3 separate regions of the Homo sapiens genome follow, and regions 2 and 3 are each linked to region 1. A link is a loop called in an ENCODE intact Hi-C map of the cell type or tissue named here. Cell type or tissue: mammary epithelial cell. All regions are shown on one strand.

The links. A loop is a pair of places that touch in the nucleus more often than their neighbours do. Peaks named below come from ENCODE experiments on the same cell type or tissue, not always from the same donor. Only the 100,000 strongest peaks of a DNase experiment are listed, where the experiment ranks them.
Region 2: it touches region 1 in a loop (2.5-fold over the local background); 7 of 110 quality-filtered maps call a loop at or near these places.
Region 3: it touches region 1 in a loop (7-fold over the local background); 31 of 110 quality-filtered maps call a loop at or near these places.

The regions. Positions count from the first base shown.
Region 1 is chr3:159,762,111-159,764,610 of GRCh38, forward strand. All of the region lies in intron 4 of IQCJ-SCHIP1 (IQCJ-SCHIP1 readthrough), which reads left to right. SCHIP1 (schwannomin interacting protein 1) reads left to right here. Exons shown (of 8, transcript NM_014575.4): 2 at 2,333-2,500. Among named protein-coding and RNA genes, the nearest start is that of IQCJ-SCHIP1-AS1, 5.3 kb to the right of the region's middle. RefSeq lists silencers at 1,474-1,693, 1,804-1,883 and an enhancer at 1,982-2,500. In mammary epithelial cell, CTCF peaks have their summits at 325 and 1,503; DNase peaks (open chromatin) are centred at 1,081, 1,651 and 2,151; H3K4me3 peaks cover 1,771 bases; H3K27ac peaks cover 2,376 bases.
Region 2 is chr3:159,671,606-159,674,105 of GRCh38, forward strand. All of the region lies in intron 4 of IQCJ-SCHIP1 (IQCJ-SCHIP1 readthrough), which reads left to right. The region is part of intron 1 of SCHIP1 (schwannomin interacting protein 1); the gene reads left to right. Among named protein-coding and RNA genes, the nearest start is that of IQCJ-SCHIP1-AS1, 96 kb to the right of the region's middle. In mammary epithelial cell, a CTCF peak has its summit at 1,316; no DNase peak of the experiment used is centred here.
Region 3 is chr3:159,619,656-159,622,155 of GRCh38, forward strand. All of the region lies in intron 4 of IQCJ-SCHIP1 (IQCJ-SCHIP1 readthrough), which reads left to right. The region is part of intron 1 of SCHIP1 (schwannomin interacting protein 1); the gene reads left to right. Among named protein-coding and RNA genes, the nearest start is that of IQCJ-SCHIP1-AS1, 150 kb to the right of the region's middle. In mammary epithelial cell, no CTCF peak of the experiment used is centred here; a DNase peak (open chromatin) is centred at 1,446.

The sequences.
Region 1 (2,500 bases):
CCTCCACCCCGCTGGAGTGGCAGGCAGGGCTCCACAGCAATCTCAAAATCAAACCGTATTTGGAGCACAAGACAGGCTGTTTACAGATGTTACCATAAAAGACAATTTAAATAATCATCAGTACCGTTTTACAAAACAGCTGGCCAGACCGGAAGGCCCCTTTTCCAGTTATTCCTAAGATTGCTGCTTCCAGAGGAGTTGAAAGGTTAGATTACCTTCCCTGGCTCAGGTCTACCTAGCACAGGAGAGTCGTGCCTCACAGAAATCACTTCAAAAAGGATCTCAGCACCACATCCCACTAGGGCTTAGAAGAATCCTCAGGGTGGCAGCCACTCCCTACTTAGGAATCCCATGCATTCCCCTCTTCTTCCATCTGGACTGTGCCACGCCAGGGAATTCATTTGGTCCAGGCTAGAATTCACTGGGAACAATTAGCAACAGGCCCAAATCTGGAAGTTCAGAGAAATTGGTTCTCTCCGATTTGTTATAAAATTAAGTAATATTTTTCACAATCACCACAGAGAAAAGGGCATTTCCTAGTTTCCCAGTTCTTACAGGTCAGAATGGTTGGTTCACAGGAAATCCTTAGTAGGCGCTCTGTGATGCATCTATGTTTTTCCAAGTGTTGGTATTTTTCATTTAATAGAACCTTCTTCCAAAGGAGATTAGCTGCCAGACTCAGGCAGCCCGTACGTTTTTGAAAACGCCAGCATAGGTTTGACTCAGGTACCTGAAATATCTAAGGAAGCAAAGGCAGCGGATGTGCCAAGGGCACCCTCACCTGATATCTACCTCTTCCCCTCCTTTAAGGTCCCCTTGATTGGAGGTGGCGGAAAGAGTCTCTGGTGGCTCGCCCAACCCTTTAGAACATTCGCCCCTACCCGCTTCCCCTGTCTCCTTGCCAGGCAGGAGTCCTTTCTCGCACTTACCCTCCATTCCCCTTACACACACCTCGCTGAGGTCATCCTCAGCGTGCAGCCCGGAGGGGAAGGGAAACGTGAGCTAAAGCAACAGGTTCCACCCACAGCCTGAACTTGGAAGGGGATGCGGCGGCGGCAAGGCGGCTGGAGCTGCGCGGTGGAGGGAGAGGAAGCGGCGAGGAGGAAGGTGGAAGGGAAATGATGGTGCATGACCACCGAGCACACGTCACTCGGGCTCCCACATGGGCTTGTGTATGTGCGTGTGTGAGGGGAGGGAGGTCCTTCACAGGGTCACTCGGGCACTTCCGCGTGGAATAGGAGGCGCCAGGCTCGTGCTTTGGGATGCCGGGTGGCTTCGGCGGGGTAACGAGTCACGCAGAGACGGCTTGAGGCAAGCCAAGAAAATACGGGTGTCGGCGTGAAAATACACCACTCTTCCCAGCGCGCCGCCCTTGCTAACTGGCTGGACCTGCGCCCCTAACGCCCAGTGCCCCCTTCTTTTGGGCCTATCTTGGCCCCTCCAACCCCATCCCAGCCTGCCTCCTGCTCCAGCCTGCCGCCGCGAAAACCGGGACTGCGGACTGCGCCGCGCCCGGCAGCCTCTGGGCATGCTCGGTGGCGGGACCGGCTCCACCGCCAGGAGGGCGCGTCCTCCCTCCCCTAGGGCGGTGACGGCGCCTGCAGCGACTTGCCGCCGCGCCCCGGCCAGGCACACCTTTTGGGGAGGCGGGGGACCACCCTGCCCGGCGTGGGCCGAGAGCGCCCCCCACCCCGAGCCTTCCGGCGGGTGGGAGGAGGGGCCGGCCAGGGAGACGCGGAGGCGGGAGTGAGACCTCCGACTGCCAGCGGTTCCTTACAAAGTAAAGCTCAGCTCGCGCGCGGACCCGGGCTCCCAGCCGCGGGCGGGGAAGGGGCGGGGCGGGGCGGGGCCGGGCCGGGCCGGGCCGGGGCGGGGGGTGGTCTCAGCGCCTAGAGCGAGATGCGAAATTAGTAGCCGCCCACCCCCTTCTCAGTTCCCGCCCCCAGGGAATTATAATTTCCTGGGAAAGTGTCTGGTTCTCGGAGAATCCTTGGGGCGGGGTAAAGGGGCGCGCCTGGCGCAAAATGGTTAATACAAAGTCTGCGCGCGCCGCGGGGCCCCTTGTATGAAAAGTGTGCGCGCTGGTGGCTGGGCACCCCTTTGCTAATTTGAGGGTTAGTTACCGGCAGGAAGTCTGGTTGTGCGAGAGGAAAGGCGGGCAGGAGGGAAGCCTCAGGCTGGTGCTGGCTCCCGCCCCCAGGCCTCCTTGGGGGACGCACCTCTGACCCAGCGGGCGCAGGGTGCGGGGCACTGAGCCGGGGCATTTGGGGCGGGTGGCGGGAGGCTGGAGCAGGCTTGGCCCAGCAGCTCACTCTCTACCTCCTCCCCCTAGGATTACCGAGAGGATGGGATGGATCTAGGCAGTGACGCCGGCAGCAGCAGCAGCAGCAGCCGCGCCAGTTCACAGTCCAACTCCACCAAAGTGACCCCTTGCTCCGAGTGCAAATCTTCATCGTCGCCGGGGGGCAGCCTGGACTTGGTGTCTGCCCTGGAGGACTAT
Region 2 (2,500 bases), 91 kb before region 1:
TTATTAGATCAGCTTCTGGGCCAGCCTGTCATTTACTGGCAGTGTGGTGCAGATGCCTAAGCTGTCTTCTGCTGGCATTATTCTTTAATTTCTCCCCCTAAAATGTTCACTATGAAGCCATTGGTTTAACTCAAACTAATGAGTTCATGATATTTTTTTCCTGAGACTGGGACTTTGATTTAAAAATCACTTTCAAAACCCTTGGCGTTTTAGGGGAGACAGTATTAAGGAACAAAGAGTCTGAGAAATGCGAGAACCCAGCTCTGAATGAATCCCATTTTCCCAGAAGCCTCCATGTATTTCCCCAAACAGGGAGTGACCTGCAATTCCACACCAGGAGAGCACTTGGTACTAAAAAGAATGTGTGATCATATTAACTAATTGATATACTCCATGAAAATCGCTCAAAACAATCCTTTGACAGAGCAAGTTGGGGATAATTGGAACCTCAAATGTCACTAAAATCTGATATCTCACAAGGACTCCAGAATTGAACTTTGAAAAACTATTAGTCATTACAGAATGTCCTCCTGCTGCTGCAGTGGCAAAATTTTCTTTTCTGAATCTATTTATTATCTACTGAGGCTGCTGGCTTATCATTCTTCACAAGGTATGGAGATAATCAAATGAGCACATGAGTATAGTAAGTGCTTGGCACAATTCTTGGAACATAGTAAGCACTCAATAAATGTTAGCTCTTATTACTACATATTCCCTTATTTTGAAATGACATTAACTACTGTGACAACTAAAGTAGATCAGGGTCATTCTGCTGCCATGCAAGGCAGTCTCTTCACATGGGTGCTGCTATTTACACCATCCACATGTTACTTTAGTTTCTAGCTAAGCCAAGAAAAAAGATTGGAACTTAAAGCCCAGGTCAGCCACTTACTCTACAATGAGTAATGATTCTTAACTGGAGCAATTTTGCGCCCCTACCCAGGACATTTGGCAATGTCTTGAGATATTTTTGGTTGTCATACTTGATGGGTATTCTACTAGCATAGACAGAAGCCAGGGATTCTAAACATCCTACAATGCACAGGACAGCCCCTCACCTCACAAAAACAACAACCATTTAATCCCAAGTGTCATTACTGCCAAGGTTGAGAATTTTTGCTCTATGAGAGACCTTGCTGGAATATTTAATCTTACTGGTCCTCAGTCTCCTCATCTCTAGAAAGGAGAAGAAATAGCATCCTACTTGTAAGCTTGTCTTAAATAAAATATAAGTAAAGGTAAATGAAAAGTGCACTGTGGAGTCTCTGGCACAGAAAACCCTGATGGTTACACTAGTAGTAATAGAAGTGGTGGTGGCGAGTACTGCAGTTTCTAATACAACATGCCCCTCCCTATTCACACCACAGGAATGAGAGAGTCTCTGAACCATATAAGCTCTTTTTGTTATCCAAATAAGAAAAAAAGTAACCGAAACCTGTTTACTTCTTTTGTTTCTTGTATTGGCCTTTTAGAGGTTTCTAAAAAGGCTCCTCAATGTTTCCCGCCTCCTCCAATACACAAAAATCCCAGTTGTCCAGTGACACAGCCTTGAAACAATGTTTCTGTTCTGTTAGTTATTTGGTTATCATTGACACTGGGTCTCTGCCTTAATTAAGCTAATACCTTCACAGAAAAAACATGCAACAGTAAGGTACAAAGTCTCAGCTGTGCAGAGCCTGGTGAGCAGTCTGCATGGCCCTGCTCTGGAGTTACTTCTCCAGCACTTCAAAGAAAATGCACTGATCCTGTATCCTGCTTAGCTATAGCCATGTATGTCTGTGACTTCTTGATACTGCTATAGACTATTTCTTCAGTATGCAGATACCATTGCTTTGGAATGTGTTGATTAAATTGATCAAAAAGGCATAGCTGAGGCTGATTTGGCAATCTCTCACCTGATTCCATATCTCTTGTCAGTAATGTTAGACAACAGGTTCCTGGAGGAAAGAACTTTGGAAAGTTCTCATGTGAGCAGCTATATAGGCCCAGTTTGGAGTTTTCCTCTGGGATGCAAATGAGTTACCGCAAATCCTTCTAGGTCCCCTGAAAGGAGGTCCCCATTTATCTCTAGAAATGCGTAAGCCAGCTTGCCCTTTGTCAGAGGGGAGAGCTGAGGGAGAAAGTTACTTGCTATCTAATATGTTGTTTCCCACCAGGAAATGACTTAATATTAAAAACAACAACAACAACAACAAAAAACATGTGCAGCCTCATTTAACATTCATTCAATGACAGTAGGTTTACCAAATGCCAACCATGTTTGGGACACTGTGCTAGGCCCAGGATACAAAAATGAACAAGCCAGTCGCTGCCATCAGGATGTTCCCAGTATGCTGCTCTCTCCTCCTGCAGTTCCTTCTACCCTGGTACCCCCTGTTATGAAAGTGTTTACCCAATGCTTTCCATGGAGCTTATCTAACCTACCTGAAACCGTCTCTTTACATATTTTTATCACACTACTTCCTTTGTTCTTCAAAGTTATTTCCAAATATAACTCATC
Region 3 (2,500 bases), 140 kb before region 1:
CATAAAACAAATTTCTGTAGCTGGGGAAACTGTACACTTTTTGTTTGTTGTTATTGTTTTTAATCTAGGCTGCAATCCAAAAGTTTGCAGCATGAGTGAACTGTTGTGGTTTGCTTTCTAGTTTTATTTGGCCTAGAAAAAGAAAACAAATGGCAGTGCTTCGTGTAACATCATATATTAGAGGTTTCTAGTGCTTGGTATTTGCCTTATCATTTTCAAAACAGAATCTTAGAAAGGGGGAATGCTAAAACATGAAGTCCATGGTATATAAAGCAGTTCTTTACCAAGTAGTAAAAGCATTAATAAAATCAAATTTACCTTCATAACAACAGTGTACCTAGGTGAGTAGAAAATACATTTATCTCATTTTATGGATAGGTATACTGACTCAGTCTAGGACCCATCCCATTCTAAGGTCATTCACTGTAGAAACACAGAATCAGCTGGAGATAGACCAGTGCCTCTGTCACTGTCCCAGAGTTCTTACCCTCTGTGCTTGCTCCCTGCCTTGCAGAATATAAGAGATTCATTTAATTTTGAAGCATAACACTTCATGTGAAGGGCCCTATAAAAAAATGTGTGACAAGGCCCTACTAATTTTGTAATACTAAAATGTATCTCTGATGCCACTGAGTGTTGCATATTTATTAGAGCTTTTGTTCTGGTCCAAAATGGAAAATGGGAAACAGGATAAGAAAAATGGCACTAAGAACTCCATGATAGGCCATGCATACTTCTGTGGAATGGCATGTTCCTTTGAAGATTTGATTCATCTGGAAGCTATGACATGCATAAAGCCCAATTTCAACTGGATAAAGAAATAGACAATGGCATTCATCCGAGTTTTGTGGTGACTGGAAAGAAGTTTGGTAAAGTAACATAGCAACCATGTCCCTTCTTTCTTTTCATGCCCAGACTCTTCAAGTGAACTGACCCTATAATTCTTGGGAAATAATACACTTTGCAGAACATTGTAAGAAGGCACCATTGGAGGCAGACCAGATGCTGTGGACTGGGTCCCACTCAGTTCTGTCCTCACACCTGGTGCAGTGCTGGGCACATTCTGTGTGATCATGGGCATGTGGTGCCTGTGTTTGGCTTGTTGGGTGTAGAGATCAGTTGACCATGTCAGAAAAACTAACAGAACCATGGAGGATCATGAGCAAAGCCTTTTCTTTTCCTTGAATATAGCTTCAGGCTTTTTTTAAAAATTGTTTTAATTATTCTTCTCATGGCATCCCTTAAACTACCTAATCATGGAATTAGCCTGACAGTCGGATTGTAGCTCTAAGTTTGTATTTTCTGGTATTTGCACAAATATGTTAAGCATCTAAAAATATAACATTTCAACATGCCTTTTATAAGTAAGCAAATGCCCAGCACCTTTCTGACATCCCGACTGAGTCATCTATTACTCACTATGATGGGAAGGAAATCAGCGGCAGGCTATGTGATGAGAAACACTGTTGATGTGGTACCATATCACTGTCAGGTGTGCTCCCGTGTTCACCTAAAACCCTGCAGGTTCCTGGGATGCAGAAAGCTGGGAAGAATAGTAAGTTGATGAGTGGACAGGAATCTGCAAGACTTGTACATGTTTCAAAGAAGCACCAACTCTGTATATGCCAAGTATACTGTAAGTACCATAATGGGAGGAAATTCAACAATTTCAAGCTAACATTAAAGACCGCTTCTTTTTCTGAATACTTAGCTGAAGAAACTCAGGGCTTCTGAAGGACAGACAAGTTCTTCATAGCCACTAACAGTTTTTAATCTTTGCAATTCTGATATAACTCAAATATCTCCAACTCTTTATCTCACAGTATTCATTTGCATCTCCAGTGCCTACAGTAAAGCCAACTTGGAGTGAAACCATTGTGTTCCCCAATGAGGCTGCTAATCCTTTCATTTTCTAATAATATAACAACTATATATGCTTCTTTTTTTAAAGGCAGCTGAAGCAGAATGGGTGTGCATGTGTGTGTGGTTTTTTTGTTGTTGTTGTTTTTGTTCTTTGTTTTTTTTTTGAGACAGAGTTTCAGTCTTGTCACCCAGGTTGGAGTACAATGGTATGATCTCGTCCCACTGCAATCTCCGCCTCCTGGCTTCAAGTGTTTCTCCTGCCTCAGCCTCCCTAGTAGCTTGGATTACAGGTGCCCATCATCATGCCTGGCTAATTTTTGTATTGTTAGTAGAGACGGGGTTTCACCAGGTTGGCCAGGCTGATCTCAAACTTCTGACCTTAGGTGATCTGCCTGCCTCGGCCTCCCAAAGTGCTGGGATTACAGGCGTGAGCCACTGTGCTCAGCCCTGCATGTATGTTTTAATAAGGCATCTGTCTCCAAGCCACAAGGCCCCTGGCAAAACCTCTAACCCTTTCCCTTCAACACAGCGGCATCCCTTTTTATCACAGAAGTGAAGGTGTAAATAGTTCCAGAGATTCACAAGGCAATTCCAAAGCAGCTCTGTTTTCAGTCAGGCTTCCCAGAACCTACTTTGC